2 separate regions of the Mus musculus genome follow, and region 2 is linked to region 1. A link is a loop called in an ENCODE intact Hi-C map of the cell type or tissue named here. Cell type or tissue: heart. All regions are shown on one strand. Each heading gives the region's core, and the rest is flanking DNA. Links, peaks and the distances in the headings are about the cores only.

Region 1 (16,584 bases), core at 3,960-11,959:
GAACTTTGCTTGACTAGGAATGGGCCTCCCTTCTTCTTTATAAAGTGTGTTTGCTGACATTAAAGTTAAACCTTGATCAAAATATTGTCTTGGATCCATTTCTTTCTCTACCCACCTAGATTCTCTCTTTTCTTTCAGTTCCAAGATGCATCCCAGGCTCGAACCCAGACATGAGAACCGCAGGCCGGCCCCAACATACCACTACCAAAAATATCACTACCACCATCTCCATTACCATAAAAAACACTGCTACCACCACCACCACCACCACCAAAACCAAAACCCAACCAATCAACCAACCAACCAACAATCAAATAAACAAACAAAAAAGTAGAAATAAATGGAGGAAATAGACGGAATCATCTGACATTGACTCATTGAATTCTGGCTTTCATATGCATGTGTAAATGCAAACCTTAGTGCTTGCATGCTCTCTCCCTCTCTCTCTTTCTCTCTCTCTCTCACACACACAAACACACTCATACATATTTAGCCCTACCCTAGTAATATGACAAGAATTTCAATGGTTGGCAATCAGATGACCAACTGTTGGGTTGCTAAGGAACCAAACTTGCAATTTGCAGGTTTACAGCTCAGCTGAACATCAGGGTTGAGTCACCCAGCAGAGACAAAGCATATGACCATTCCAGAAGGACAAACAATTGCGTAGATGGACAAATGGATGGGTGGAAATTTGATTCAGTCATGTCAACTGTAGGCACAACTGAGCAGAAGCCAAGGGAACAATCAGTTGTCTGCCTGTTGGTCTCCAGCTAATCAGATGACAGGTCCTTTAGGGCCATTGGCCTGGAGGTTGGGAGTCCTTTTCCTTATGGGTGCCAGATGAGGGTGTGTCACTCTTTTTAGGGCTGGTATGTTTGCTCAGTTCCTTAGCCTGTTTTTCTTGATATGTTCATATGGTTCCATTGATTTTGATAAGATTATAGCGTGGTGCCTTTTTAACTCTGAGGAATGAATTTATGAGCCTGTGCCTTATGGGTGGTGCTGGGCAGGTGGTGATGTCTATATGCATAGCCAGGTGCAGAGTTATGCTGCTTCTGCATTTGAACTCAAAATGGAGCTCAACACTGCTTGTACAATGCATCCCTGGTCCCTAAAGACAACCTGGAAAGCCCCTGTTTTATACCATAGGAGTTAAAGCTTGATCGCAACAGCAGGGTCATCCTTTAGGTGGAAGCAGGAAGGCTGGGGTGGAGCAGCCCCTGGGCTTGTGCCATGGCTTCATAGAGAAAGGCTCCTGCTGCAAAGCGTGACTATTTGAGTTTAGTCTCTGGGACCCACATGGTAGAAGGAGAGGGCCCACTCCTGCAAGTTGTGCACACACACACACACACACACACACACACACACATAGGGTGAAGGCCTGGTGGGGGTGGTACAACAAGCGTTTAATCTCAATACTCACCAGGCAGATCTCTGAGTTCAAGGCCAGCCTGGTCTACAGAGTGAGTTCTTCCAGGACAGCCAGGGCTACATAGAGAGACCTATCTGGAAAAACACAAATAAAATGAAGACTCTGACTCTGAGTGTGCCTGTTCACAGGGGAGATGCTTCATCAGAATTTAGGGGCTTGGTGTCAGTGCTTTAGGAAGGCCTTCTCAGGTGGCCTCATTGTAAAGAATGGAATCCAGTCACACACCACCCCCAAACACCCCCACCAGTCAAGATGTTCAGTTGAAGAAGAGACATTAGGACAGTGAAGTTCAAATGTGTTGTAACTTAACCGACCACAGGATGGAACTAGATGTAAAGAAGAGCAAGCAAGCCTGCAGTGACAGGACAGTGCCCTTCAGAGCACTCGGAGACATTATTTGTGGCGCTTAGGGCTGTGGCTGCAGGATGTCCCTTTCCCACCTGGCTTTGCAATTTGCAGAGTCCACTGTACTCTATGCTGGTTGTGGGGATCAGAGCCCCAGCCATCTTCAAGGGAAGAGAGGACATAAACTCCATGTCACCAAAGGAGGAGTTTAGGGCACATTGAAAAGCCACCTCAAGGCCAGTGAGTGGCTTAGCAGATAAAAGCTCTTGCTCCACAAGCTTGATGGTCTGACTTTGATCCCTGGAACTCACTGTAGGAGGAGAGAGCCGATTTCTGACAGACCTCCACAGGGGTACCATTTCAGGACACTCTTCCTCCCTCTCCTTCCTCCTCCCCCTCACCTTCTTCTCCCCCCATGTTCCCCACCTCTCTCCTGTAGCTGGGCCTGGAAGCATAGACCACTAATCACAGATACTTAGGAAGCTGATGCAGAAGGATTACAGAATCAAGACCTACCCAGGAACCTTAGCATGACACTGTCTGGAAATAAACACAGGTACAAAGATGGCTGGAGGGAACAGAGATGGCTCTGAGGGGAAACCACTCATCATACAAGACGGAACTGGAGTTCAATCCCCAGATCTGGTGTAGACATGGAAGAGAACGCTGACTGCAACAAGTTGTGTTCAGACCTCCACATACCCACTGCGCAGGTGTGGCCTGTCATGTATACACAGCATCATAAAATGTGGCCCAATACCCTGTGAATACAGGCTCAGTGGGATAGCACATGTCTAGCCCGTTCAAAACTGAACACTTAACCCACAGTACAACAACGACAACAACAACAACAACTACAGCAACAACTACAGCAACAACAACAACAGCAGTAAGCTGACTGTGAGTTCAAGGCTGTGTAGCATGACCCGGCCTCATGAAAAAGAAATAAAGCCAGGCATAGTGGCACATGCCTTTAATCTCAGCATGCAGGAGGCAGACACAGGCAGGTCTCTGTGAGTTCGGGGTCAGCCTGATCTATAGAACAAGTTCCAGGACAGCCAGGCTATGCAGAGAAACACTGTTTCAAACAAACAAACAAACAAACAAACAAACAACGTCCCAAGCAAGCAAGCAAACAAACAAACAAACCAGCAACCACACAACCAAACCAAGCCAAAACAAACCAACCAAACTAAAAAACCCAAAACCAAACCAAACCACCCAATCAAACAAAATAAAACAAAACAAAATGAAACAAAAAAACTGCTGGGTGTGGCGACACACCTGTATGCCAGTGTTCAAGAGGCTGATGGTAGAATTGCCATGGAACTGGTGGCTAACCTGGGCTACAGAGTGAGATCTTGTTTCAAAACAATATCATCTAACAAAAAATAAAACCCCACCTAGCTCAAAATTTTTAAAAAAATATTCATTTATATGAGTGCACTGTAGCTGTCTTCAGACACACCAGAAGAAGGCATCAGATCCCATTACAGATGAGTGTGAGCCACTGTGTGGTTGCTGGGAACTGAACTCAGCTCTTCCTTAGAAGAGCAGTCAGTGCTTTTAACCATTAAGGCATCTTTCCAGCCCAGCCTGCAGTCAACTTTAAAAAAAAAAATCCACTATATATGTCATCTTGTTTTGTGCATTCAAAAGAAAAGGTTGCTAGCAAAATAAATTAATAAATAAAAAACTGACTAATATGTTCACTTTTAGAAGCAAACCAGATGGTTACTTCTCCAGAAGATAATAAATTGAAAAGCTAATCACATATACACAGGAAAATAAAACCCATTGTGTTATCATTAAACTTTCACACAATTTTTTTTGTCTTTTTTTTCCCACTAGAAAGTAAGTTTCTTTTCGTTTAAAAAAATGAAATAAAAAAGCAGAATAGAGTCTGGTCTGGTGATACCTATAATCCCAGCACCCAAAAGAAGATGCAGGAGAATCACAATTTCGAAGGTTTTCGAGCCTTTCCTGAATAGTGAGTTTGAAGTTAGCCTGGAATAAATGTGAACCTGTCTTAGAACGAAAACAAAAAGTGCCTGTTTGGTGACTTTTTGTACCCGACAAGCATGAAGTCCAAGAGAAAGCCTTTCTGCCCTGTGGGGAGCCGCCCTCACATTCGCCGTTGCAAGATGGCGCTGACATCCTGTGTTCTAAGTGGTAAACAAATAATCTGCGCATGTGCCAAGGGTAGTTTTCCACCCTACGTGCTCTGCCTTCCCCGTGACGACAACTCGGCCGATGGGCTGCAGCCAATCAGGGAGTAATACGTCCTAGGTGGAGAATAATTCTCCTTAAAAGGGACGGGGTTTCGCCATTCTCTCTCTTGCTCTGGCTCTTGCTTCTTGCTCCTGAAGATGTAAGCAATAAAGCTCTTGCGCTCTTGTGCTCTTGCCCTCTCTCTTGCTCTCTTGCGCTCTGGCTCCTAAAGATGTAAGCAATAGAGCTCTTGCTCTCTTGCTCTCTGGCTCCTGAAGATGTAAGCAATAAAGCTTTGCCGCAGAAGATTCCGGTTTGTTGCGTTTTTCCTGGTCGGTCGCGAGAATGCGTGTAAGACTGCCCTAGGAGGAAAATGCTTTAAAACAGTAATTTTATGAAAGTCATTGGTAGGAGTCACAAAAGAGATGCCTATCTGAAATACCTGGAAAGAGTCGATGAATGACTGTCCAATAGGCCAGAGAGATGGCTCAGATGTTAAGAGCAATGGCTTCCCGTCCAGGGAAACAGGTTCAATTCCCCTGCACCCACAAGGAGGCTCACAACAGGCTATTTAACTCCAATGGAATCTGCTGCCCTCTCCTGTCATTTTCAGGCACTGAAATGTATGTAGTAAGGTAAGGCATAAATAAATAAAACTCACACAGAAATAAAGGTTAAAAAAGAGAGTATTCTTTTGTAGAAGATGCTCTATGAGGTGGAGCTGCCCAACCAGTGATGGGGTTCTGAGGACTGGGCTCCAGGTTAAAATAGAAACCAAAAAGTTCCACCCAAGAGTGTCCATGGAGGTGGGGATGGCTTCAGAGCCCCCGAGGATCAGAATTTCAAGACAGCAGGAAATAGAAACGGAGTTCTTTGGAAAAGTGGTTTTTTTCTTTTCCTTTTTAAAGCTCATTTTGGTGGTTAACCACAGATTTGTGGGAGGCAGAGGCACAGGGATATCTGAGTTTGGGGCAGCCTGGTTGAGAAGGGTAAGGGGAGGGACAGAGGAAGGAATCCAGAACACTCAAAAAAAAAAAAAAAAAAAACCCAAAATCCAAAACAAAAAACAAACCCTGGTGGTGGTAGTGGTGGGGAACAAGTCTTTAATTCCAGCAAGTGGGAGGCAGACGCAGGCAGATCTCCTCCAAATTTGAGGCCAGCCTGGTCTACGCAGAGAAATTCTGTTTTGAAAAAAACAAACAAAAAACAAGAAATAAACAAATAAATAAAAACAGTAAAAAAAGTTTGTAAACCCTTATTTTAAGTATAAGCGGCAGTGAGGAAGGAAATAGACACACCAAGGAGAAAGGTGTGGGCTTCTCAAAGAAGAGACACGTTTGAGTGTCTGTCACAGCTGTAGGTACTCGTTTTGGTGGATCAGGACCCCGAATGAGGACACTGCGTTTCCTAGCACTGGATAGGGTCAGGGCTGATAGGTAAAACCTAGGTTACAAGAAATGCAAGATTCTTTTTAAGCATTTTTTTTTTAAGCCATGTTTTAATTTTCAACACTAGATGGCTGCCTTGTGGCAGGAACATGCTTCCAGCTGGACACTGGGTTTGGGATGGGGGCAGGGCTGTGGGTGATGGAGAGGATTCTACTGTACTGTATTTGAGAGGGGAAAATGAAAGTGTGCAAGCCCCAGCTCTTCCACAGTGACTGGACAGGGAAACCGACTTCCCTGATCTCCCAGCTCTCAGAGAGAGGACGCTTGCCTCTCAAGCATGTGGCAGTGGCGGTGGTGGTGGTGGGGTGGCTGAAAGGCCTACCTGTGGAGCTTAGAGGCATAGGAAGGTCGCTCAGTTGAAACAGCCATTGCTGTCCTTGTGATCTGTCATAAGAGTCTCTGTTTTTAACATTGTCATGTCTCCCAGGGTGGTCCCACCATGAGAGCTCTGTGACTAGGACTTCGCTGGTAGTCTCTTCTTCTTGTGTGAAGACCTAGCAGTTTTTATCTGTGGCTTGGTCTTGGTCTTGGCCACCGCCTTGAACGCAGGCATGAGCATCTTGGGCTCTCCCAGGACTTGAGCACATTAACTCCACAGGCAGGCCCATGAGCCCCATCCTGTCCCACACTTGGAGCTGGATGAAGTGGGCCCTACTGCAGGCTTGGCAGCAGGTTTAGAGATACATAGCCCTCCATGTTTCTTCCCAGGGATACCCTTCTTTTAAAGAATGATATTCAGTAGCCAAAGGGCAGTGTGCTAATGGGGGGATGATGCCCCCATATCTCTCTGTCTCTCTCCCCCTCTCTCTCTGTCTCTCTGTCTCTGTCTGTCTGTCTGTCTGTCTCTGTCTCACTCTGTCTCTCTGTCTCTCTCTGTCTCTGTCTCTCTCTGTCTCTCTTTCTGTGTATGAGGGGGAGGGGGAGGAGGAGGAGGAGGAAGAGCAACGTTCATTACTATTTAAAATTTTTCTTTTAGATTTAATTATTTGATTTTATGTGTATGAGCATTTTGCCTGCATATATGTATGTGTTCGACATGAATGCCTGGTGGCCATAGAGACCAGAAGGTGTCAGGTTTCCTGGAACCAGAATTACATCGAAAGTTGTGAGCCAGTGAGATGGCTCAGTGGTTAAGTACACTGACTGCTCTTCCAAAGGTCCTGAGTTCAAATCCCAGCAACCATGTGGTGGCTCACAACCATCCGTAATGAGATCTGATGCACTCTTCTGGTGTGTCTGAAGACAGCTACAGTGTACTTACATATAATAATAATAAACAAATCTTTAAAAAAGAAAAGAAAAAAATGTTGTGAGCCACCATGCCAGTGCTGGGACTTGAACCTGGGTCCTCTGGAAGAACAGCAGTGCTCTTCACCTCAGAACCATCTTTTCATGTCTTTGTTAATAAATAATTTCCAAATGGACTTAGAATGATGCTTGAGGGCAAATGTATTAGAATTGGAGAAACAACATTAGGCAAGCCTTTTTGGATCTTAGGTAGCCCAGGTTGACCTCCAAATGACTATATAAAGAAAGACTGTCCCTGATTTTCTGATAGCTCCTGGCTTCACTTCCTAAGTACTGAGGTCATAGCTGTGCATCAAATTAAACAAGAAACAAATGTACTATACAGAACTAGCCAGCCTGATATTCTCTATGTAGTCCAGGCTAGACTCAGATTCTCAGAAATTCTTCTCCTGGACTTACAGGCATTAACCACCTTGCCCAGCCTTGAGATGGGACTTTCGGGACGAAGAAACTTTGAGTGCACATGCCGTCTAGGTGTAAATTGTCTCGAAGGCAGGATGAGTTGCATTTATGTATTAATTAAAGAAAGAATTGCATTGGCATGTTCTCAGAAGACAGCTTGCAGGAACTGTTGGTTCACCTATGATGTGGGTCCCAGGGGATGTAGAGTTCATGTCTTTCTGCCTGGAGGTAGGTACCTTTCTAAGCTGAGCTATCTTGCCTCCTAGAGCCTCCAGACAATGGCTTCTACTTCTGATGACTCTCTTCCTTTGATTCATGAATCACACAGAGGGTTGGACTTTCTGAGTTTAGTTTTCGTCCCTCCTGTTAAGCCTTCCCTCCTTAAGAAGATAAATCACCTGACTTCCTCAAAAGCTCTGAAACACACCCTTTGGCTGTAAGAGAGAATTAGGCAATCTCAAAATTCCCCATTCCCCCCTTTTGCTCTGGACCTCTCAGCCCAGCAAAGCTGGTGCAGTTCTTGTTTTAAACGCAGAGGGCACTCTAAGATCAAGGCTGATTACTCTTAACTAGATTGTGATCTCCCAGCCCCCTCTGTTTGGAACAGGGAATTTTGGACATGCAAAAACACACTCCCTTAGGGAATCTTTAGAGCAAACAGAACAGGGAGGTGGGGAGGAGCTTCCTGCAAAGGCCACTCCCTCTGGAGCTGCAGGGGCTTAACTGCATGACCAGAGGCAGGAGAGGAGGCTGGCCCACTTGTTCCCATCAGCTCCTGAAGGTAACAACTTTAAGAGCAAGCCTTAAAGAGAGAAGCTTTGATGAAGGAAGAGGGAAAGACAAGGAACCATGTACAGTAAGGTTTGGAGCAAAGATGGAGGGTTGGAAGGAGCTCAGCGAGAGGTCAGAATACAGACACGGGTTCTCACATGTAGGACCCAGCCCCACCCCACAACAGCCTCATCCTTTCACACAGCAGTGTTTCAGGGGTCAGAGGCAATTTGTGAAAGACTTTTCTGGGAACTATGGGAAGATACCTTGCTCTTTAAGCAAAGGACAAAACAAACCAACTCGAGAAAAGTAAGGGAAAGCATATCTGAATGTCCTGACTTTTCTCAGCTTTCCCTTTTCCAGCACTCTGCATCCTATCACCACACGGCCGGCCATACTTTCTTTCTGATTAGCGTCTCCCAAGGTCCCTTCCTGTCCCTACTGAAGGAAACACTTTCCTCCTTCAGTGGCCATTGGGCCACCAGCAGAAGCAACACCTGTAATAGCTTGTCAAAGGGGGCAGGCTTGAATGGGAGAGGATCTGTCTGGAAGCTCCAGCCTGTTTGGAAATGCAGAGACCGATGCAAGGGGCCAGGAGTGGGTGGAGGAGGACACAAAAGACAGGGAGAAACTCCTCACTCAATTGTAGGAATATTGGAAGATGTTTGGGGACAGGGTTAATTGAGGGCTGGTCTGGGAAGTTAGTCTAAATCTCACTGGGGAGGGTGTCATGGTATCATGTGATGACCATTCCTGACAGGTACCTATTTCTATGGTATTCTTTCAAAGGTGACACTGAGCCCTGGGTGGTCCCTCACTACCAAAGCAAGCACCTGTATTTGTCAGATAAAGACAGCCAGGACTGCTGACTGCCCTTTACCTCCAAAATCAGAGAGCCAGAGAGCCAGAGAGCCAGAGAGCCATGGGCAAATCGCCAGGGATGTGGTAAGTGATCAGGTATCTACAGAAATGACTCCATCTCTACCTTTTTTCTCTCTTTCACAGTTTTGGGACAGTGTGTCACTATGCAGCCCAAGCTGGCGTAACATCACCCTTCCTCTGTCCCCAGAGTGCTGGACTTAGACACAGGCCTGTTGTATGTGATTTCCCATTTCTCTAGAAAGAGCTCAGATATGAACCTTGACTTTTAATTATTTATTTATTTATTCTGTATATATTTGTTTATTCCATGACATGTTGGCTGCCTAACGGTCAGAGTTCTGCATGAAGCCATCGGTTCCCGGCTTCCCACCTCTGTGTGACTTTTTTTTCCTCTTCCAGGTGTTTGGTCCTGTTTTCTCTTTTGGCATCATTTTCTGCTGAGCCCACCATGCATGGGGAGATCCTGTCCCCTAATTATCCCCAGGCGTACCCCAATGACGTCGTGAAATCTTGGGACATTGAAGTCCCAGAGGGGTTTGGGATTCACCTTTACTTTACCCATGTGGACATAGAGCCGTCAGAGAGCTGTGCATACGACTCAGTGCAGGTATATTACAGCACAGGAGGGAGAGGGATGGGAGGAGCGGGGGGGGGATGGAGGAATGAGAGGATTTAGGGGGCTGTGTGTTGTCAAGCCGTCCTATGGGGTAGGGGCATGGCTCAATGGCAGGGTACTTGCCATGCAAGGACATGTCCCTGAGTTTGGTCCCCAGCACTGGGGGAACATGAGGTGGGGGTGGGGGAGACAGACCGGACAGACAGACGGAGCTGGAGATCGGGAGTAAAGGTTCTGCTCTCTTTGCCCATTCTCAGTTTTACATTTCCTTCTTCTCTTAGATAATCTCAGGAGACATCGAGGAAGGGAGACTCTGTGGCCAGAGGACCAGCAAGAGCCCCAACTCCCCCATTATAGAAGAGTTTCAGTTCCCATACAATAAACTTCAGGTGGTCTTTACCTCAGACTTCTCCAACGAAGAACGGTTTACGGGCTTTGCAGCATACTACACTGCCATAGGTAAGGCATCCGTCTGTACGTGACATCTGGATCAAACTAAAAGATGGGAGGCAGGTAAAGGACCACGCAGTGCATGAAATGAGGATTCTGTTTTCTCTCTTTGAGTCATAGTCTGGCTATGCAGCCATGGGTGGACACTCCAAGACTCCAGCTTTGTGCCACTGCCCCCGGGCTGCTTACATCTTTAATGAATGTTGACTTGCCCTGGGTCTGCTTAGGAATTGCCTTGCCTTTGTGTGACTTTATCGCATGTTAGTGGTGGTAAAGCAGATAATGAGACTGAGAACCACTGAGAAATGGTTCTCTATCAGGAGGCTTGCTTACATGAATGCAACCTTCACCTCAATTCTGCAGTGTGGTCGGCATGGTCTTCCTATAAAGATACGGATCTGGTCTCAGTGGTGCAGGACTGTAATCCCATACACTCTGAAGGCTGAAGCAGAAGAACTGTCAACTCTAGGTCAACAGGGGCAACTTAGTAAGAACCTGTCTTCCTATCAGAAGTAAAGAGAACGCTGTTGAGACAGTTCAGTCAGTGAAATGGTTGCTATACAACCACCCATTAGAGTTCAGGTTCCATGAGAAGGTAGAAGGAATAACGAACGCTATACGCTTGTCCTTTGACCTTCATATGTCTGCCCTGGCATGCCTCTGTCATGCACATAAACGGGCATGGATAGTAATAAGAAATGCTAATTTAATCCCATCACTCAGGAAGCAGAGGCAGGCATATCTCTGTGAATTTGAGGCTAGCCTGGTCTCTAGAGTGAGTTCTGGTACAGCCAGGGGTATATAAATAGAGATCCTGTTTCAAAGAAAAAAAAATTAAAAGGAGGGCTGGGAATTCTGTCATGGTGCACACACCTGTAATTCCAGTCCTAAGCAGAGGCAGGAGAATCAGGAATTCAAGGGCAGCCTGGGTTACAGAAGACTCTGTATTAAAAGATAATCACTCCAGCTTAGTGAATGAATGCTTCCTTTGTGTCTGAAAGGATCTCAGAAACCTCAAGACTAGGGAAAAACTGAAAACTGAGAACATTAATACTTTGCCAAGGAATGTATAAGCAGGACTATGTGGTACTAGGTCCTTCTACATCCATCTCCAGGTTAAAATGAAGTTAGGCCTGCTCGTAAGTCCAAATGTCATCAGTTTTACAGAAAGACCAACATCCTATAAAGTAGGTCCTAACCTTTCTCCCCAGGTGACGTCACCACCGTCTTTCCTTTCAGCGGTGTCTCTGGCACAGATTCTTTTCTTTTCCAGACAGAGTGTCTCTATGTAGCCCAGGCTGGCCTTGAACTCCTGATTCTCTTGCTTCAGTCTTCTGAATGCTGGAGTTACAGCATGTACCAATTGGGCAGGGTGTTGTATAGTTTGTACGCAAGAAAAGTCATAGGGTTTTCATGGTGGAGCTCCTTACAGCGCCGTGGCAAAACACAGCTCTGAGTCAGACTTCAGAAAAGTAGTTTAGATTGTATTCGTAGATTTTAAAATATGGGGCTGGAAAGAGATGACCCAGCAGTTCAGGGAACTTGCTGTGTTCATAGAGGACCAGAGTTCAGTTCCCAGCATCCACATGGCAGCTCACAACTGTTGGTAACTCCAAAACAAGAGCATCTTATACTCTTTTCTGATCTCAAAGTGCACCAGACCTGCATGTAGTATAAAATATCAATACAATAAATACATCCATAAATATTGAAAAACTAAAGTGTGTTAAGATTTATTTTATTATTTTAAATCTTTTATTTATCTCATGTGTGTAGGTGTTTTGCTTGCTAGCAAGTATGTGCATCACATACATAGGGTATCTGAGGAGTCCACCAGAAGGCATTGGGTCCCTGGAACTGCACTGGAATTATAGCGTTGTGAGCTGCCTTGTGGGTGCTGGGAATTGAACCTCTGGAATGATAGCACATACTCTTAACCAGTGAGCCATATCTCTACCCCTCCAAACTTCTTTTATTAAAATGTCTTACCTGTACATAATAATGGTTTCATTATGACATGTTCATACTCATCTATGTTTTTGTCCAAGTGGCCCTCAGTACATTGTCTCCTCCTAATCCCCCCTCTCTTCTGTGTTTTGCTTTTCAGTCCTTTTTATTTTTTCATTAGGATTGTGTAAGAGCTTGTCTAGGGGTTACTTATAGGTACATCGGCACCTTACCAGTGGCTGCATGCTAAAGATGTCTCTCTTCCTGCAGTAATAAATTAGTTGCCTATAGCGCCTCGGGGTGGGGTGGAGTCCTCCTGAGTCCTTCCCCATGCCATGACAGGATATCGCCAGGCACAGTCTTGTTCAGATAATAACAGCCGTGGTGACCTAAGAGTGTCGTGGCCTATCACGCCTGGAAGACAGCATCCCGCAAAACTTCCGTCTGTTCCTCTGGCTCCTACATTCTTTTGTGCATGTCCCCCTCTTTCATGATGTTCTTGGGGCCTTAGAGTCTTCCTTCCTTCCTCCTTTGCTGTCTCCTACTCTTCCTCTCTCCCTTCCTCCTTCACTTCTTCCTTCCTTCCAGCTGTCCCTCTGTCTCTTACTCTCTGTCTTGTCTGTCTCTGACTCTGTCTGTCTCTCTTCCTTTCTTTCTTGGAGAAAAGGTTTTGCGTTGAAGCCCAGGCTGGCTTTGAACTCATGTCTTTCTGTTTCACCTACCTGAATACTGGGATTACTGGCATGAGCCATTATACCTGGCTTGGAGAGTATTTAAGCAACAAACCTTTTCTGGTTTAGTTTGTTTGTTTGTGCTTTATCCTTATAGATTTGGCTTCCATCGTTCTTCCTTCTTGGTCTTTGTTCTTCACCTTGAGTTTTCTCTGCTTTTTGCAGACATAAATGAATGCACAGATTTTACAGATGTCCCCTGTAGCCACTTCTGCAATAACTTCATTGGTGGATACTTCTGCTCCTGTCCCCCAGAATACTTCCTCCACGATGACATGAGGAATTGTGGAGGTGAGTTTAGCCTCCAGAGGTCTTCATGTTCCCTGGGATTTGGGATGGATTGAGGGCTTAGTCTATCGTTCCAAGTTTGATTAGGCTTTCCCTCCAAATTGCACCTGCTGTTAGCTGTTCACAAACTGAATAGGATCCTCAGGAGGGGGAAGATAAGGTCCATCACCTTTACATTGCTGTGAACGGTGACTTCAACAGTTATAAGGATACAATGTTTATTTTGGTTCATGGTGTAGAGTGGGCAGATCCATTGTTTTGGGGTCAGTGACCAGGTGGATCATCACGAAAGGGAGTCAGATGGTAGAGCAAAGTTGCTCATCACAGGGCAGCAGGGAGGCAGAGAGGGAGGGCAGAGGTACAAATGTCCTTTTCAGGTCATAGTTCCATGACCTTACTTCCAGCTAACAGGCTAGATGAAGATTCCACCACCCACCTAACAGTGTCACAGGCCAGTGACCAAGCCCTTAGCATATGTCACTTTTGGAGATGATTAAGACCCAAAGCACAACAGGAGGCTTCGAGGTAAAGTTGGTTTATTGGAAAAGAGGGATAGATGCCTGTGAAGAGACTGCCCGAGTTTGTTCACAACTATGGAAAGTTCCACATGGAAACTTTCATATATAACCACAGCAAACAGAGAGACCATGCAAAGGCATTGGCTAGCTTGCCTCATAGCATTGTGGGTAATTGCTTCATGGAGGCTTCTTTTGAGAACAGATGGTAGGCTAGTCTGAATGGAGAACTCTGAGGTTATGAGGTAAGGAACAGAGAGGGCGGGGACTTCTTGTCTCTGTATCTGATTGGTCCTTTCCCATTTTCTCTCCTCTAGTCAACTGTAGTGGAGATGTGTTCACTGCCCTGATTGGGGAGATCTCAAGTCCCAATTATCCCAATCCATACCCGGAGAACTCAAGGTGTGAATACCAGATTCAGCTGCAGGAGGGCTTCCAAGTGGTGGTGACGATGCAGAGAGAAGATTTTGATGTGGAGCCCGCTGACTCAGAGGGGAACTGCCCTGACAGTTTAACTGTGCGTTGTAGATAATGAGCTTGGTTCTGACCCCCAACTCATTTAGATTGCTGAGGCTTCTCTGGCAGCCGCATTCTCTGTGGTTCTGGGCAAACACTCCACTGCATAGCTACAGCCGTTGCTCAGAGACTAGTTTTACTTTTTGATTCTCTCTGTCTCTTTCCTCTCTTTCTCTGGCTCTCTCTGTCTACATCTTTATCCTGGTGTTTCCTTAAGCCAGGGCTTTGCTATGTAGCCCAGGCTGGACTCAAAACTCAAAATGCCCTCTCTTCACAGCCTCTTGAGTGCTAGGATTACAGATGTCAGTTTCCACTCCTGGTGAGAGCATCCTCCTTCCTCCTTTAATCTCCCTCTCCTCTCTCTCCCTCCCTCCCTCCCTCCCTCCATGCCTTTATTTCTTCCTTCCTGCACTGGGGATTGAACCTTTGGCCCCAAGCATGATAGGTAAGAGCTATACCACTGAGCTACTTTTGCAGCCCTTTCTATTTTTGTATTTCAGCACAATGTTTCCTTGAATTGCCCAAGCTGACTTTAATTTGTAATCCTCCTGTCTCGGTCTTCCAAGTAGCTGTGATTAAAGGCCTACACTAACAGACCCATTGTTTGTAATTACAGTGATCTTTCCTCCTCCACTTTCTCTCTCTCTCTCTCTCTCTCTCTCTCTCTCTCTCTCTCTCTCTCTCTCTCTCTCTCTCTCTCTCTCTCTGTCTCTCTCCTCTTCCTTTCTCCCTTCCCTTCCCTTCCCTTCCCTTCCCTTCCCTTCCCTTCCCTTCCCTTCCCTTCCCTTCCCTTCCCTTCCCTTCCCTTCCCTTCCCTTCCTTCTCTCTCTCTCTCTCTCTCTCTCTCTCTCTGTTCCACTAAGGACACTCTCACTTCATACCACATCGTTTAATTATTTCCTATACATTTTTCTCTCTTGTGTTTTGTAACATTGTTTCCTTCCAGTTTGCTTCAAAAAACCAACAGTTTGGTCCTTACTGTGGTAATGGGTTCCCTGGACCGCTAACTATTAGAACCCAGAGCAATACTCTCGGCATTGTCTTTCAAACTGACCTAATGGGGCAAAAGAAGGGTTGGAAGCTTCGTTACCATGGAGATCGTGAGTACCCTAAAAACTCCTCTTTGACTGGGGATACAACATTATTTGGACATGTAGACTAAAAACACAGAGACTGTTCTTCAGCTAATATTTTTTTAACTAGTCTCAAAAATACAGACAAGGGGGAGGAGGGGCAGCCAATGTGTGGCATCATATCCTTTTACAAGTTGGAATGTTAGACATTAGAACTGAGGACAATGGGAAACTTTGGAACGTTTGTGGGAACAGGGATAGTGTGCTAGGCATGAGGATCTGAGTTTGTATTTATAGCAAAAATCTAGCCATAGCCAAGTATGTTTGTAACTCCTATGTCTTGGAGTGATGGGCAGAGAAAGGGACACCACGGGGTCTTGGGGTCAGCTAGCCTGGGCAAACATGGCAAGCTCCAGGTATAGTGAGATATCCTCTCTCAAGAGGGTAAGGTACAGAGTGACAGAGCAGGCACCCAGTGTCCTTCTTCAGCCTGTGGGTTGGTACACTAGCCCCCCTGCCCCATACACAGAAAATGTGAGAATGTCTGAAGATGCTATTACACAGATATAATTCCAGTCCTGGAGAAGTGGAGGCAGGAGAATTACTGCAAGATAGACTAGCTTGGGCAAACCCCAATCTATCCTATGGTACACAGAGAGATCCTGTCTCAAAACGGGGGTGGTGGTGGTGGTGGTGGTGGTGGTGGTGGTGGTGGTGGTGGGAATGATGCAAAATAGCACACGGTTTCCAGCTATTTAGTAAAATCTCATTTCTGTTGTCTCCAAGCCATCTCCTGTGCCAAAAAAATCACTGCCAATTCTACTTGGCAGCCCGATAAGGCAAAATACGTGTTTAAAGATGTGGTGAAGATAACCTGTGTGGACGGATTTGAAGTTGTGGAGGTAAAGTACCACACAGGCATCTTTTTAACCTCAGGCTTGGATCAGTATTGTAGCACAAGAGGTTGTCGCTGCCTGATCAAGGTATTAACCCCTCCCAAGGATGGGCCGAATCAAGGTTGTCAGTCGTTCCTGTGAGGTCTGGATCTCTTGGTCCAGCTTGCCCTCTCTGCCCTCAGTCTTCCCGTGGACGGGGAGCTGAAATGCCGGGACAGAGTTGTCTTCTCATCGCAGCTCCTGGGTACATTGGGTTACTCTTCTAAAGATGTTCCAAGTATCTTTTGAAAAGGACTTGTCATTGATCCAAGACCAGAGATTCAATTTCATTATTGGATTTGGTTTTCTGTATGCTTATTAAATTAATGTTGATATTTGTTTTCCTCCAGGGACATGTTAGCTCTACTTCATACTATTCCACTTGTCAAAGCGATGGACAGTGGAGCAACTCCGGTCTAAAATGTCAACGTAGGTGTCTCTTCAAAGCAGAATTCCTCTTTCCCCTCCCAAGGTGGATGGAATAATCAACACATCAAAATTCAAATGCATGGTTTCCCTCCAGGCTCTCAAGAAAATGACTTGCATTTTTGAAGGAGTCTGTCATAGAGAATTGTCTAGCCCTCTCCTAGTCTTAGGCCAATTAGACTACCATGTTTCGTCTAAAGAAACGGGCAATGGGATCTGTTATCAATAGCTCTATGGGAGTACATTCCAGGCTTGCACAGGAGGCTCCTACCAACCAGAGAACTA
Region 2 (16,584 bases), core at 3,059-11,058, 280 kb after region 1:
GGGTTCATTTCTGGGTCTTCAATTCTATTTCATTGATCTACTTGTCTGTCACTGTCACTGTACCAATACTGTGTAGTTTTGTTTTGTTTTGTTTTGTTTTCTCCCCCCCCCCCCCACAATTGCTCTTTAGTACAGCTTGAGGTTGGGGATGGTGACTCCACCAGAGGTTCTTTTATTGTTGAGAATAGTTTTTTTCTATTCTAGGTTTTTTTTTTGATATTCCAGATGAATTTGCAAATTGCCCTTTCTAATTCGGTGAAAAATTGAGTTGGCATTTTGATGGGGATTTCATTGAATCTGTAGATTGCTTGGGACCCTCTGCTGAGTTTGCACTCAAGATGGCACAGGGCGAACCCCAGCCACTTGTCAGGCAGGTGTCCTTTGTCCCTGTTCCTGCTAGCACAAGACCCTCTGGGTTTTTTGGAACAGATGTTGCGTTCCACTCACCAGTGATCTCAAGATCCTGGGTGTGCTAGGGCGCCTGCAGAGTGGGGAGTCCTGAGCATCACTTATTTTTAGCTACAAAGTATGTATGCTTTGTAATATTTCAGCGGTGCATAGGAAACTGGAAAAATGTATCCTTTCTTCTCTTAGACATCATGGAATAGCTTGAAGAAAATTATTCCACTAATTCAATGTGCCTCTCTTTGATTAAGACCTTATTCATAAGTAGAAATGGGGTACGAGATTTCAGTTAGCACTCTGTACAATCTACAGTCTTGGAATATTAGATATTTGAGTCGGGTGGTTGGGTTATTTAGGCCTGCACCAGGTAGTTACACAATCATCAATTATTTGGTCAGAACAGCCCTTCTTGAATTCTGTGGATGGAATATGCCATGGTTTTCACATGTCTGAAAGGGTCAGAATGGCCACTTTCCATGATCTCTTGAAACAGTTAGCATGTGACTTCTTTTGAGTTATAAGCAACACTTATGTTAGAATTTGCTTGAGTTTTGAGAACATAACATGTGCTGTCTACTTGTTTTTCCATGCTAAGGGTCGGCTATTTTGGTGCAAGCTTAGAGAGTAGGGAGTCTCAGCTGAGAAAATGCCACATGTAAGTAGGCCTATGGATCACTTTCTTGGTTAATGATTGATGGGGAAGATCCTTGCCCATTGTGGGTGCTGCTACCCCCATGTAGGTGGTCCTGGGGTGTGTAAGAAATCAAACGGAGTGATTAATGAGGTGTGAGCAGGGTTTCTCCATGGCCTTAACTTCAGCTCTGGTCTCCAGGTTGTTGCCTCAAGTTTTTGCCCTGAGCCTCAATGGATTGTGACCGGGATGGCTAAGTTAAATAAACGTTTCATGCACAAGTTGCTTCATGGTTTCATCACAGCAATAGAAATTGCAACTAAGACATAACAAATAATAATAAAAGTAAATCTGCTTCCTGAAGCTTATGTTGAGATACAAATCATTAAGTACAATGCAGAGTGTGGGGTACATCAGTGAGGCTCCTTCTTGTCTATGATGGAAACTCAGTTCAAGTAGGTTTGATATGCAAAAGTTAGCAGAGCTCACAGAACAAAAGAGCTTCTAAAGGGAAAACACCAGAAGTGAGGATCTGATGTTTCCAGAACATTCTCCTTTCTGTTTCTCTCAAATGCCTGCCTATTTCCACTGGCCATTGCTTTTACTAGGGAAATAAGGGCAGAGGAGAGTCACTGAATAGTGGGAGGGTCAAAGGTCAGTATTTGCCGGGAAGAATACATTTTGCTTCTCTATGAGTGAATATACTCAATTCTAATGAAGTATGTATTTCAGAAACAGAAGAAGTAAATTTGAGTGAATTCACCAAACAGAAATGGTAAAATTTAAGGCAGTGAACGTGCTGGCTACCTCGAGTTGCTCACTACTTAATATACATGTGAGTCAGAACACTAAGTGTATATCATAGACACAACATTAGTTTAACCTAAGAAGTACAAAGATTAGACAAAACAGCAACAGGAAGAAAAGAAATACAGGAATGTGCCTTTCAATACAACGAAGACTTTGGATGCAGCCCAGCTGCCTTGATCCTGATGAAGGAAGGACATGAGGGCCAGGACCACTGTTGACCACCCATTATGGGCCAGGAAGAGCGAAGCAGTAAGAGAGAACATGCCATTTGGACACAGTGCTTCTCCTGAGGGATTGGACACCAGAGGACATGACGCTTGGTAGAAAGTATGAGTCGTCTACCAACATTATGAAATAGAAATACCTTATTGTGGAGACATGCAAATGTGGTGACTAGGTTATTTGAAAAAAAATTTAGAATGATGTTTTTGATATGAGCATAGGCTTTTTGGTCAGTTTCTTTTAAACAAATATGCATTTGATGGAACACAGGGCAATATCCAAATTATTGCTACTCATATTTTATTTTCCACAAGTTATTCTTAGCAAGGAAGAGTCAGTGTGCGGAGCTTCTGAAGAAATTGTGAGGAAGACAGACACTATCAGGGGTTAAGATATGCATGAGATAGCCAAGGAGCATGAGATAGCCAAGGAGCATGAGATAGCCAAGGAGCATGAGATAGCCAAGGAGCGAGAAAAGGATTGTGATCTTAAGACATAGTGTAAATATAGACTCAACGACATTATATATTGATGTATATACATGTATGCATACATATAAGAATTTAACATATAAGAATAATGCTTTTTTTATTACTTTATCTTCTCATATGTTATATCCCCACCACAGTTTCCCCTCACTCCCTCAGTGCCCCTTCTCCATCTCCCATACCTCCTCCCTCCCCATCCACTCTTCCTCAATTTCCCTTCAGAAAAGATCAGGGATATCAACCAAACATGGCATATCTGGCTGCAATAAGATTAGGCACCTCCCTCATATTAAGGCTGGATAAGACAACCCAGTAGGAGGACAAGGGTTCCCAGACATACATTCAGAGAGCCTAGGTTAGACCCAGACAGGCTCTTCGATCGTCAGTTCAGTCTCTGTGAGCCCCGAGGAGCCCACGTTTGTTGATTCCGTGGGTTTTCTTATGGTGTTCTTGACCCCTCTGCTTCCTACAATCCTTTCTTTGATTCTACATTGGGATTCCTCCAACTCCACCTAATGTCTGGCTGTGGGACTTGGCTTCTGTTTTCATCAGTTGCTGGATGAAGCCTCTCATCTTAACACATGGATGGAGGCCGGAAGATAACTTTGGGTATCGGCCCTCACCTTTCTCTCTCTTTGAGATAAGGTATTTCTTTTTTTTTTGAGGGGTTGCCACTAGACACACCAGTCTAGCTGGCCCTCCAGCTTCTGCACACATTTCTCTCCGTCTCCTATCTCACAGTAGGAGTACGACAGTGCAGAAGCAAGCCATCGCACAACGCTTTCTGTGGGTCCCAAGGATTCTGACACAGGCCTTATACTTGCACAGCAAGTGGTTACCCACTGAGCCATCTTCCCTTCCCTCTTCTTCTATTCTAAGGACACTAGTCATGCCAGATGGAGGGTAATGAGAGGTATTAGGGAATTCCTGGGGAATCCAATATAAACACAAGGACTAAAATGAACCCCTTCTCACGTCTTTCTGCTGTCTTCGTTCTGAGACTCTGAAGTTCCATGGAGATCCTCTTCTCTAAGGCATCGTTGCTTAAGGTCAGTGCCACTCACATCTGGTCAATGCCTTGGGAACAGTGCAGTTGCTAATATCCTTGATGTCTGCCCTTGTCTAAAGTGACCGTGGAATGATTAACAGGGAAAGACGGCAGGAAGGCAATCATTCTGGGGTAATTTAAAAATTTTCTCTGTCTTAGGTGCTTTTTCAGTCAGGTCAACTAATGGCAAATAATATGCAATACAGACTCACTGTATCTTTATAAAGTTGTATTCTTTGAGAGGTAAAGTGTTACTAATTTAATCATGCTGTAGATGTTATTATCGTGCAAGGTAGCAGAATTTGAACTCACTAGAACATCTGTATTTTTTTTTCTTACACAAATACATTTGACTTTATTTGGTACTTGCATACAATACTTTCTTTGTCATTTCTAGTAATTTCAGTAAAATGAATCAAAATGTGGGCAGGTAGTTAAAGAAATTATCATCTCGAGATTTTGCTGCTGGTCTGATTACTTGATGTTCAGAGACACTGCTTGAAAGTACCCTTGGGACTGTCCAGCTGAAGGTGGACTCTTAAATTTTAACATGCTGAACATCTGTATTTTTATTGTAAATCATATCAACATGTTTATCCATGTCTGGTACCACCTAAAGGAGGAGCATAAGTAGATGCCCTCCATGCTCATTCAGGGGACCCCTTCCCTGGGCTCAAAGCTGACTCCTCCAAGGACACTGTTATCAGGGTGACAGTCTTACACTGAACAGCTCCTGACCCTCTCAATAGAATTTCCCTCTCCCAGCCTTGTCTACAAAAGTGTCAGGACATATTTTCAGATGTGTGTGGAGTAATGTTATCAAGAACCACTGACTGCAGAATTTACACATTGAACCATGCTGCACAGACATTCTAAAGCCAGAGGAAGCAAACTATAAAAACACCATGAAACCTGGAAGTTGGGATCTAACTTGTATTTTAAGAAGTAGCTTGGGGGTTCTGGGCCACACTTGTAGGAGATGGCACCAGTTATTCCAGTCAGGAGGGCAAATACACCCTGGCCCACCCTTGCAAGCACTGACTGGCCTCTCACAGCCTAAAATACTCAATTCAATTTCAAACACTTCTGATCTGATGTTTAAATTTTATCCTGTCTTCTGTAATAGGAAATATGATATAAAATGCAAAACAAAACCTCTAATTACCTTAGATCCAATAACCTTGGTTCTACCCTAATCTCAATGCTATTTAGACTCTTTTTCATGATAATTTTTTTAATCACTAACAAGCATTGACATAGATAGCATTGCTATGGAGGGGTGGGAAGACTTTTCTTTTTGGATTAAACTGATGTGAAAGATAAACTCTTGTCTTATTTGAGGTCCTGTTTAATGCAGGTTCACTGTACACATGCACAGACCTAGTTTGGGTGTGAGGTAATGACTTGAAGGCAGTGCGCCACCCAGTGGTGGATCTCCATCGTCTCTTTCAGTGGGTTCCCACACAGGAAGTTAACAAAGAACCTTCACGACTGGACTCAAGCTAAGTGCTGCCCTCTCTTTCCCTCTAACAAAAGACCTACCCCAGGCCCAGAATGGAAGAGTCTAGAGGTGGCTTTCCCTGCAGAGAGGGACCCAGATGTTGTTATTGGCAGGAAGAGAAAAGCCGACAAGATTGAATATCTCCTAAGCAACAGATGCCCTGTGAAAGTTGTGTTAAGTGAGTTGTTTTGCTGCATCTGCTGGCACATGGCTCTACCAACCCCATAGCTGACACTTGCCAAAACCAAAATGGCTGATAGAGCAGCTAACCACTTTCTGATCGCTGAATCTGCACACGGTTAAACTGCCTTCTAGATACTCTTCTTCATACCCATCTGTAAGCGCATCCCTCAACCCTCGTCAGAGAAGGTTCCGCTTGCAGTAGATGTCAGTCAATTCAGAGACCCACAACCGGTCAAGGTGAAGTGAACAAGACAGTGTGGACTGTTCAACCACAAATGGGACACCTGTATCACACCTACTGCCCCCCGCCCCCAGCTCAGGAACATCACATCACAGCAGAGGCGGAAGAAAGATTATAAGAGGTAAAAATCACAGAGGACTGCTTCATAGTAGCATTTTCTGGACATGACTGGGCTAGTGCACACATAAACTCACAGTGGTTGTGGCTGCATGCACACCATCCAGTCAGGTGAAATTCCAGCAGGGATGTGGCGGGAACACAGCGTCACAACCCTAGCTCAGATGCTACTGTAGGAGGTTGTTGATGGCTGACAGAAGGGACACTGTTCTTCTCCCTCCTCCCCCTCCTCCCCCTCTTCGTCCTCCTCCTCCCTCTCCTCCTCCTTCTGTTGTTCTTGCCTCTGATAGGCCAGTGAATGACCCTATATTCATACAATACTGACCCATGGTTTTTAAAAGTGAACATGAGATTAGGGCGTGAACAGTAGTGGGTGGGCTTGATCAAACCACCTTTTTTTGTATATAAAATTCTCAAACAATAAAACATTTACCCACCCCACTCCAAAATTTTGATAGCACCTATTTAGAAAAGGAAATGTTGATATTTTTATTTTCAATAGCAAAAAAAAAAAATGTATCTAGAGGAACTGGGAAAATGGACTTATTTGGTATTCTATTTTAAAAGCTCTGTTGATTTTTTAAAATCAGTACTATTGTTGGCTGCTGGTGTTTCTTTTGGCTTTTTGTGGAACTTAGCTGTCCCTGAACTCAGGTCCCTTAATCATTCTGGAAAACACTGGGAGGAACACCACTGTGCCCAGTTGGGATAAAACTGCTCCATTTCCATTTTATTTTATAATTGTTCAACGAATAATTTATCCCCATTTGTGAAGTGCGAAGACCTGACACTGGGTTATTTTGTGACACTGTATTACAGGCAAGAAACGTCAAGTCTGGTGTGAAAACACAGCTACCTGGAAGGGCCCCATTGGGCAAAGGATGGCGGGGGCGGAGGGCTTCCATGTCTTCTGGGCATAACACTTCTAGGAAGGTTCCCGTGTTCAGCCATCTCTAAGTCCTCAGACGATTGGCAGGACGTTGTATGGGGTGTTGTGTGTTCGTTCTTATGCATGGTTGATTACATTACTAACTGCCAGTCTGTCATGGCTTTCTCTCCTATCCTAGAACTTCCCTCATAATCAACTGCGTCTCCCTTTCTGACTTGCTCACTTACCTGCAGGACCTGGTTTGCAGTTTTCTCTGGCTGACACCCAGAAATTTTTGACATAACAAGAATAATGTAATTAATGGAAGCTTGAGTGTATTCGTCAAGTTTAAGGTATCTTTCTAATTCCTCTTCTCCGATTTAATCATTAGGCCAATGAGCTTCTATGCAAGGTTCAGTTAGATACAGCAATTGTGACCATTAGCCACACTGATTTTAATGCTATTTATTTATTTTTGAAACAGAATCTATGTAGTCCAGGCTGGCCTGGAGCTGGCAATGGCCTTCCTCAGTCTCCCTTGCCCCGTATGTGCAATACTCCGGGCGGACTTGATCCTGAGTTTGAAAATAGTATAGAGGATAGAGAGGGAGAAGAAAAGAGAAATACAAGGCCGAAGAGCCTGTCTGGTAGGCATTTGCCCACTAGATGGGGCTGTGCTCCCGCTGATGGAAGGAAGACAGGCCTGTGAGACCCTAAACCAGAAGCAAGCCAGAGACTCTAAAGAGACAACTTGACCCCCTCCCCCTCTCCCCTTTGCCTCCTAGAAGGTGCCTCTGAGTCGGGGCGGGGGGGGGGGCGGGGGGGGGGGACGGACGGACGCAACATTTGGAATGTAAATAAATAAGAGTAAGTTTTAAAAAAATAAAAAATAAAAATAAATGAATGTGGCGGGGGAGTGGGGAGCTGCTTGAACACCCTGGATCCTCAGCTCTGGAGGGCATGGGCCACCCACCACACATGGCTATGTAGGAGAACCAAACGCTCATAGAGCTTTGAATTCCTGTCTGAACTACGGTCTAACTGAGGGCTTTGTACATGGGAGGCATGCACACTACTATGGAGCTATCTTCAACCAATCCTTATCACTTCCTAATTGTAGGTCCTGGCTATTTCATTTCATCCCTCAAGTTCTCAGAACATACCATCTCTGTGAGATGGTTCATTAGTTATAAGGATTTTTATGTAAATGGCAGATATTAATGCTAAATAGTATGTAAGTAGTATATATAAGTATATCTATATAAGTATATAGATATATAAGTATATAGTATGTATAAATATAAGTATATAGGTATATATAAGTATATAGTATATATAAATATAGGTATATATAAGTATATAGTATATATAAATATGTAGTATATAAATAGTTAAAATTTTAAATTAATTTATTTATTCACTTTACATCCCAGTATCAGCCCTTCCTCTCCTCCCAGTTCCACATGTAAGTCCTTTCCCCATTCCACCTTTCCCAGAAGGGAAAGAAACCCTCTGGGTGTCAGTCTCCCAACCCCCACATCAAGTTGCTGCGGGACTACGCATATCCTTTCCCACTGAGGTCAGGCAAGGCTGTCTATTTAGATGCACAGGATCCACAGGCAGGCTACAGACTCAGGGATAACCCCTGCTCCAGTTGTCGGAGGACTGGCATGAAGACCAAGCTGCTCATCAGCTACAAATGTGCAAGGAGCCTAGGTCCAGCCCATGCTCCCTCTGCTTGGTGACTCAGTCTCTGGGACCCCAAATGGTCCAGGTTAATTGACTCCGTTGGTCTTCCTGTAGTGTTCCTATCCTCTTTGGGTACCTAAATCATTCTTTGTATGACTCCCCGCGGTCCATCTAATGTCTGGCTGTGGGTCTCAGCCTCTCTTTCCATTGGCTGCTGGGTGGAGCCTCTCACAGTTATTCTAGGTTCCCGTCTGCAATCATAATGGACTATCACTAACAGTGTCAGGGATTGATTCTTGCCCATGGGATGGGTCTCAATTTGGGGCAGTCATTGGTTGGCCATCCCCTCCATCTCTGTCCCTGAACATCTGTGTTCTTATCACATCCTTATTTTCCTTTATCACTTACCAAAATGCAATTTTTGTACCTTATGATAGAGACTTCTCTAAGCAGGCCAAAAGAGAAGTTGAATAACTTTTTAGTCAGTAAACTACTTTTTGTTTCCTTTTGCATTTTCGGCACTGGAGATAGGATCCAGGGCCTGTACAAGCAAGGCCCACACTCAGCCACCAAGCTAACCCAGCTCCTTTTCTGGTTCTTTTCAAAGCTTTGTTAGATGGGAAGTCAGACAATAGTCTTTATTCTACAGTTGTGTGGGGATGTTAACTGTTCTTGCCCTAGGCGGTCTCTAAAGACTGTAGGCTCTATAGTGGAGTATAGTGAGGAAAGTGTATTAGGGAAAAGTAAGGCAATGCGAATCTGGATTCTCCTTTTATCACATAATTGGAGCAGCGAGACAGACCCTGGGTGTCCTCTCTTCAGAAGGCCTGCAACTTGGCATGATTTTCAGGAAGCCTGTACAGACAGAGCTGCCAGTCAGCACACCTTACTTCAAGGCCTGGGACACTATGTTGCAAACCCAACAGACTCAGCCAGAGCTGCACTCAGCCCATGTCTAGATGTGTAATGTATGAGAAGGTCACATAGCCACCAAGCACCACCTGCACCCATTGCAGTTCTGTAGCATCCACAGGCCTCCTGTCTCCTCCAGCTCAAACCTCAATACAAAAAGCACTGAGCTACTTCAATATTGCTTTTGTATCTTTTCTATCCTAATCACTAACATTTTGGGTGACTTCATAAACATTCATGGAAGAAAGAAAACTGATGTTGTTAATACATCTGTTGCCAAGCTCTTTCTACAATATTATTTATAAATAAGGCGTGTAGGTTTGGCATTACTTTGATATTCCACAAGGGTCACATATCAGATGCCCTGCATATCAGATAATTACATTATAATTGATAACAAGTAGCAAGATTACAGTTGTGAAGTAGCAACAAAATATGGTTGGGGGTCATCACATGAACTGTTTTAAAGGGTTGCAGCAGTAAGGAGGTTGAGAATCACTGTTTATGGGGCAATACATAAGTGATTCTGTCTCCTTCAATCTCCTTTGGTAGAAAAAGTGTTTTGGAAGTTCAGTGTTGATCATCTAGGCACAGGCAGGGTGCACCACTTCGTTAGTATCCTGGAGTCCAGAAGCAGAAGCAATGGGCAAAACTACTGTCTCTTCATCCTGAGTCAGCAAATGGCTCTGCTCTAGTTTAGCTGCTTCAAACAACATGAAGAAGGACGAGATCTCTTGGACTGAGGTGATGGGCAGGGTCCTGTGCAACATCGGCATGCTTTCAGAGAAGGGGTAGAGTGGCCCTTTAAAAACAGGGGAGTGAGCAGGATTAGGCAAGGCTAGAGAAAATATCAAAACTAAGAAAAGAGAAGGGAAGGAGGGGGAGGGGGACAAATGGAGGGAGAGAGAATGTGAGGTTGCATAGGGGTCCAGACGTCAGGAGGCTAAGACAAGCTCTATAGTCTTATAACAAGAGCAAGCAGAGCCCTCTCTCTGTAGCATAGTCAAGACACACAGAGGCGGAAAGCATCTGGAATATTGCATCTAAAACTTCATTTTTCTGTGGGAAGCTCTAATGTCTAGAAAGAATGAGGTAACTTACTTGGATTTCAGTGGAGACAGGCTGGACTGGAAGAAGGGGTTGCTTGAGTTTAATCTACACAATTACAGCTACCTTGGTCTATCAGTCGAACAACTCAAGCCCCCCAAACTGCAGCCTCTTCTATTTGAGAATAAGGTTTTGTATAGCTGGGAAGGGTGTAGAACTCACTGCATAGCTGAAGAAGACCTCTAACTTTTGGTTCTCTTGCCTGCACACTTGAGTGTTGGGATGACAGCCATGAACTGCCATGCCTGGTTTATGCAGTGCTGGACAGCAAAGTCAGGGCCTTGTGCGTGCTAAGCAAACATTCTACCAAGTTAACAACATCCCCAGCCCTAAGCTCCAAGTACCAAGTCTGTAAAGGAATCGTCACTATTAAAGGGTTTATCTAATATGAAGGCCACACACCTCTGTCACCTGCACACCTAGTATGGACAAGACTTGGAAAGCAATCTAGTTTCCATGATTTTTCTGTATCTACTGTTGCTTCCAGTTCAATTTAGGAATAAAATAGAAGCATGTCTGAGTTTTCTCTGTGCCCTTATGGATTTTATATTTACTTCTTCTCAGTGCCGTTCTCTGTGAAATTAACATTCTATACTATGGTTTCAAATGCCATGCAGACCTCTTTAGACACAGAAAAACATGGGAGAAAAATACCTTCTGCGCTGACGGTAAACATACTGTTGTGTTTTCTCCACAGAAAATGTGCAAACCGGTGGAGCTCTCTATTCTGGCTCTGTTCAGTTCTCAGAGCCACTTCCTGGTGACTAGAGTCACAGCATGTGTGGCCCCATTAAAGGTGACAGTAACAGCTGTGCTGTGCGCACAAGGATAAAGGGAGATGAATGGTTCATGGTCTATTTTTTTAAATCTTAGTATCCTTTATTCACAGAAAGATACCTTTAGAAGCGGATATTCAAATGTATAGAAAACCAGTTTCTTTAAGGCAGATTTTGTCCAGTTCATGGTACATGGGGAGACATGAAATACTCTATATAAGACAGACCAGATTTTAAAGGAATATTGGGAATAAGACAGATTTCATCAGAAAAAAAAAAGGAATTCTTACCAAGTAATTGGTAAGAGATAACTGAAACTCCTAGGTTTTGACTTTAGGGGGCCTATGCCAAGAGGGGTGTATGTAACTTTGTACATATGTAACAGAGAAGGCTGCCTCAGATGAGGCAGTGTGCACAGGCTTGGAAGGGTCACAGCATGCAGCCACTAGGCTCTGACAACGGATTCTGCGGTGGTGTGGAGGGCTAGAGTACGGAGTGTACCCTTCCATCCCCCAAAGCAGGGCCTGCCCGTCCATGAGGCATGGAAAAGCAGAGAGCAGACTTAGAAAGTCCCCCAGGGCAAGGATAACAGCTTCTAACAAACAGAAGTGGAACTTGACATCATGATGTCAGCTGCTGAGGCAACACTCAAACTTCAGACCTGCGCCTTGGGCCAGGCCTCCCAGAGGAGTTTCCCTGTTGCTGCAAACTGATGCAAGCTACCTTCAGGGCCTGCCTCCTCACTGTTACTGAGAAAACTTTTAATTGCTTTATTATCTTACTCCCAACTTTCTCTCCTTTCCAACAGCAAATGAAAATTATAGTCTTCAAAAGTTTGTGCCCTGTGGCTCTTCACCTGCCTCCAATTAGAATCGAAACTTTGAGTGACAAATATGTTTGGAATATTTCTAAGCTCTGGGGAAGGCACTGCCTTTAGCAAGCAGAAGGCCTTTGAGAGTTCTGAGTCTCTTTTCCAGCTGTGGTTCTGTCTGGCTGATGCCCTAAGTTTTTGGTTGCTGCCTGGAGGCCCTTTCTGAGAGGGGTCAGAAGGTCACAAAGTACCAGGGAAAGCCAGAAACTTTTAAAGCCAAGGTCTCCTTCAGAAAGTTTAGTCAGACTGTGGTCAGTCAGAAGGAAAAAAAAAACAACAACAACAAAAAAAAAAAAAAAACAAAAAAAACAAAAAAAACCCAAAACCAAACAAACCAAAAAAAATCAAAACCCAGAACAACCCCCGTTCCCCAGCAACTTGGTACATGCTGTTTTAGACTGTTAACTAACCAGTTAACTAATCAGTTAGTTACTTGCTCCAAACAGAAAAAAGGTTTATAAACGATCTAGTCAAACCATTCTGGAAGCACATATGAATGCAAACATCAGTTGTCTTCCTCTGAACAAGCACCCCTTTTCTCTCAGTCACCCAAAATACAGGCTTAAGGGTAAGCTTAGTGATCAGCATTACCAATTTTCTACCTAAAACTAGCAAAAATGTTCTAGCCAAGATTAATCCCAAAAGACATTTTTTTAGGCATTATTTGGCAGGCACTAACCACCTCAAAAATGTACACTTGCATACCCATTAATCTCACCATACCTCTCTTTAACTCTTTGACCTATGCAGAAGACCAGTGGACCATAAATGATAGTTTGTTACCATAAACTTAATTAAGTAGTGACTTCAATTGTAGCTGTTGTGTCAGCTATAGTTTCCTTACTTGACCTTACATTCATACAGCCCTGATACATTGTATACAGCTATTCATACACCACTGATACATTGTATACAGCTACTGATCCTACAAGTACATTTTCTCAATACTTGTCCATAAAAAGACAGCCAGGAACAATTGCTTTACTTTTCTACAGCAAGATCATATTAGCTTTTGATCTCTGTGTCATAACTTAGATGGCAGGAATCTGGATGCTGAGATCACACTATTATATTATATCAATGATATAATATTAATTGAACCAAAGGAGTTTATTGCTATCAATATTTTTGTGGGGTCAATACACCCATTTTTGCTTATTAATATCTATTAGGGGTTTCTACCCTACTTTTGCCTGTTTTGCTCCCAAGAAAATGGCACAGAGACACTGTAATTTATTAATAAGCTGTTGGCACTCTGCGGGGCAGGTTCTGAGCTATACTAATTCTTTTATGCTATTTAAACCCACATGAATGTCACATTACTTGCCAAATTAATGTCTCTGGGCAACTTCTGCTATAGTTGCCTGTTTCAGAGCAAACTTCTCTTGGCCATGTGCTTCTGGTCCATCCTGCATAATGGCTACCTCCTTCTCCTCCCTCCTTTTTTTCCTTCTCTCTGTGTCACTACCTGAGACCCCCTTACTGGATCTCAAGTCCCACCTTTCTCTCTCTCCATTCCAAGCACAAACTCTAGCCTTTTATTGTCAAATCAGAGACTATTGGGGAGCATTCTTTATCACACACTGGTTAATAATAATAATAATAATAATAATATAACCTGATCTTGGGGCATAGAACTCAGCATCTGAATATATAGTGCATAAGACCAACCCCCAAAAGAGTAGGAGATAATAACAATTCCTGCTTTGTTGGTAAAGCAGAAAATGGGGCAATAAATCCAAATCAATTTCAAGGGCCTTCTACCTCAGTAAATCTTCTAGGAGTCCAGTGGTATGGGTCATGCAGAAGTAGTTCTTCCAGGCTGATAAGGTGTTGCAGCCAGCATCTCCTACTAGCAAGGCTTAGGACCCTTTTACATTTTGGAGGTTACACATTCCTCACAAGAATGTGTTACTCTGGTGAATATATCAAGTCCCTAAAAAAGCAACTAGTTTTGAGTGGGCCCTGAAATGTGGCAAGGTCTTCATCATGTGCAGGCTGCTGAACCTACTGCTCTGACACTTGGAGTAGAGGGTGATTGAGGTGGTAGTAGCACATAGGGATGCCTTTTGGGGTCTTTGGCAAACCTTCTCTTTATGACTCCTTTCATTATGTCCCACAGATTTAAGGCCTGTTGTGTTTTCATTTTTGTTCAATTCTAGAAGTAGAATGGACGATGCATATTCAGACCTACACTCCTAGACCTACACTCTTATGGCCACCTCATTTTTGACAGAGAGTCCAATAATACACAGAAAAGACAGCATCTTTAACAATTGGTGTTGGTCAAACTGGATAGCTATATGTAGAAAAATAAAACTTGATCCTAATCTCTCACTCTGTACAAAATTCAACTTCAAATGGATCAAGGACCTCCACGTAAGACCCTGAATATGATCGAGGAGAAAGTAGGAGGTATTCTTGAACTAATTGGCTCAGGAAAAGACTTTCTGAACAGGAGCCTAAGAGTACAGCCATTAGGACTAATAAGTTTTTAAAGATTTTTTTAAATTTAAAATTATTTTCCATGCAATATATTTTGATCAGTTCCTCTCCCCCCACTCTTAGTCCCTTCTCACTCTCTACCCTCTCAATTTCATGCTCCCCATCTTCAAAAACAAAGAACAAAATTCAAAACAAACAATAAGGCAAGAAACCCAAACAAAACAAAAAGAAACAAAAGGTACTCCATCCCCAACAAATCTATGGAGTTCATTTTATATTGCCCATCTCTTCCTGGGCATAGGGCCTGCCTTGGAGTGTGGTTGATAGACATTTCACTGGAGAAAACTGATTTTCCTTTTGCTTTCAGGTATCAATAGCAAATAACATCTTGATTAGAGGGTGGGACTGAGTGCCACTTCCTCCTCTCAGTGCTGGGACCCTATCTGGTTTGAACCTGTGTTGGTTTTGTACATGTTGCCACAGTCTCTATGAGTTCATGTGTGTGTACACCAGTCCACTGCATCTGGAACACACTGTTTTTACTTGGAATTATCCTCAACTTTGGATCTCACAGCTCCTGCCCCGCATAAATCCCTGAACTTCAAGGGGACAGGTTTGAGGAAGGCAACCCATTTAGGACTTGGTTCTCCAAAAAACCCTAACACTTAATAAATGGATCTGATGCCTAGAAACTTGTGGAAACTGTTGAAGTGGACTCCTGAAGAGGCAGGCAGAGACCTGGTAGGAGAAACTTTCCAGCAGAAAAAGTAAAACAAACAACTCAAAACATGGGTGTGGTCACAGGTATGGACATAGGTATGGACATGGGCATGATCACACCTGTTTCTCTCATGCTTAGAAACCCAGAAAGGTGGAAGACACATGACTGTGCATCATACTCAGAACGATAATGATTAGAAATTTCTCAAAAGAAGCATTCCATGAGAGGTTTAGACAAAACTGGAGGAAGAAGAGACACCTGTTGTTGATTAAGCTACAACTCACGGCAATCCATTTGTTCACATTCCCTGGGACACTGCACAAGCATCACTCCTATTTTCCAGATTGAAACTGGAGCCACAAATGACACCCTCCCATCAGAACTGCTTGTTCCATAAGACAACGTGGTAGGGAATTTGAAACCAGCGTCTGGAAGATTCTAGAGATCTGCAGCATGATCGGGCCCGTCTCTGGGTCATTCATCCTCTGGGTGCTGTTAAACGGGTTCTCCAGCACGTCTTCAAATGCTGGCAATGTCTTAGGGTTTGTCAAACCCAGCTGCAGCATGGCCTGAAAGAGAGGGTTATTGGGATTGATGCCCTGGTCCAATTCCTCAGGTGATGGCTTCCAGGCCCCCAGCAGCCATTCACAAGCAGTGTTCTGCTGGTTGTTGTTCACTTGGAGGGCATCAATCACTTCCTTCTCGTCAAAGTCCATCTCCATCAGCAAAATGATAGCCCGAGCATCTGCTTGAAATTCCTTTTTCCTACTTATCTTTTTGAAGATTCCTGTGAGCTCATCCCGGGACTCCTCATCTTCAACACTAGTTCCCACAGCAGCTTCAGAGGAGGTGGAGGAGGTAGTGGCTGCAGCACTGGCTCCTGCTTGAGCGGCATGACCTGGAGGAGGTGTGTCAATAGCTGGATCTTCTGAGTGTTCAATTAGCCACTCTATGGCCCGAGACATTGACATATGGTTCAGCCGAAGGGCCTTTGAGGCTCTGCTCTCAGGAAAGCCCATGACAGTCTCATTCACTCGCTCATCCTCATCTTCATCCAGCATAGCATTTGCCTTCTTAAACAATTCAACTGCATCAGAACTCAGTGCTAACAGCTTCTGTGCCACCTCAATGAGAGACAGGAGGATCTTCCGGAGTTCTGTCTGGAAGTCTCTCATGGTGGTCTGGACAGCAGTCCGGTCGGTGCTGCAGGCAGGCAGGTAGGCCGTTGCTCGAAGAATAGCATCTTTGTCTGGAGCCTTTTGCCCTTGTTTCTTCGTTTCTTCTGCTGAGACGTCAGCCATCTTAGGGAGTGGAGAAGGAACACAATTTTTTAAAAAAATCAATAACAAGACGTCTTGGTCCTGAAAAATATGCTGACTGGTGGTATTATGTTTGTTTATCTCTTTTGTTTATTCTTGGCTTTTATTTTTTTAATTTTCAATCTTGCATAAATATCTTTTTTGCTTTTATTTTTTATAGTAAAATATAATAAGATAAAATAAAAACATTGAAGTCGGACAAGACAAACCAACAGAAGGAAAAGAACCCA

The links. A loop is a pair of places that touch in the nucleus more often than their neighbours do. Peaks named below come from ENCODE experiments on the same cell type or tissue, not always from the same donor. Only the 100,000 strongest peaks of a DNase experiment are listed, where the experiment ranks them.
Region 2: a loop joins it to region 1, with 4 times the contacts of the local background. A loop is called at or near these places in 3 of 42 quality-filtered maps.

What each region holds. Positions count from the first base shown.
Region 1 is chr6:124,533,614-124,550,197 of GRCm38, reverse strand. C1s1 (complement component 1, s subcomponent 1) reads left to right here and starts at 7,839. Exons shown (of 12, transcript NM_001097617.1): 1 at 7,839-7,930; 2 at 8,710-8,865; 3 at 9,202-9,409; 4 at 9,700-9,877; 5 at 12,712-12,837; 6 at 13,667-13,866; 7 at 14,812-14,965; 8 at 15,725-15,840; 9 at 16,224-16,302. The coding sequence starts at 8,843. In heart, for the core only: CTCF peaks have their summits at 5,527 (motif pointing right) and 7,665; a DNase peak (open chromatin) is centred at 7,687.
Region 2 is chr6:124,251,338-124,267,921 of GRCm38, reverse strand. It overlaps the pseudogene Gm6423. Among named protein-coding and RNA genes, the nearest start is that of Vmn2r27, 28 kb to the right of the region's middle. In heart, for the core only: CTCF peaks have their summits at 5,026 (motif pointing left) and 7,173 (motif pointing right); DNase peaks (open chromatin) are centred at 5,041 and 7,191.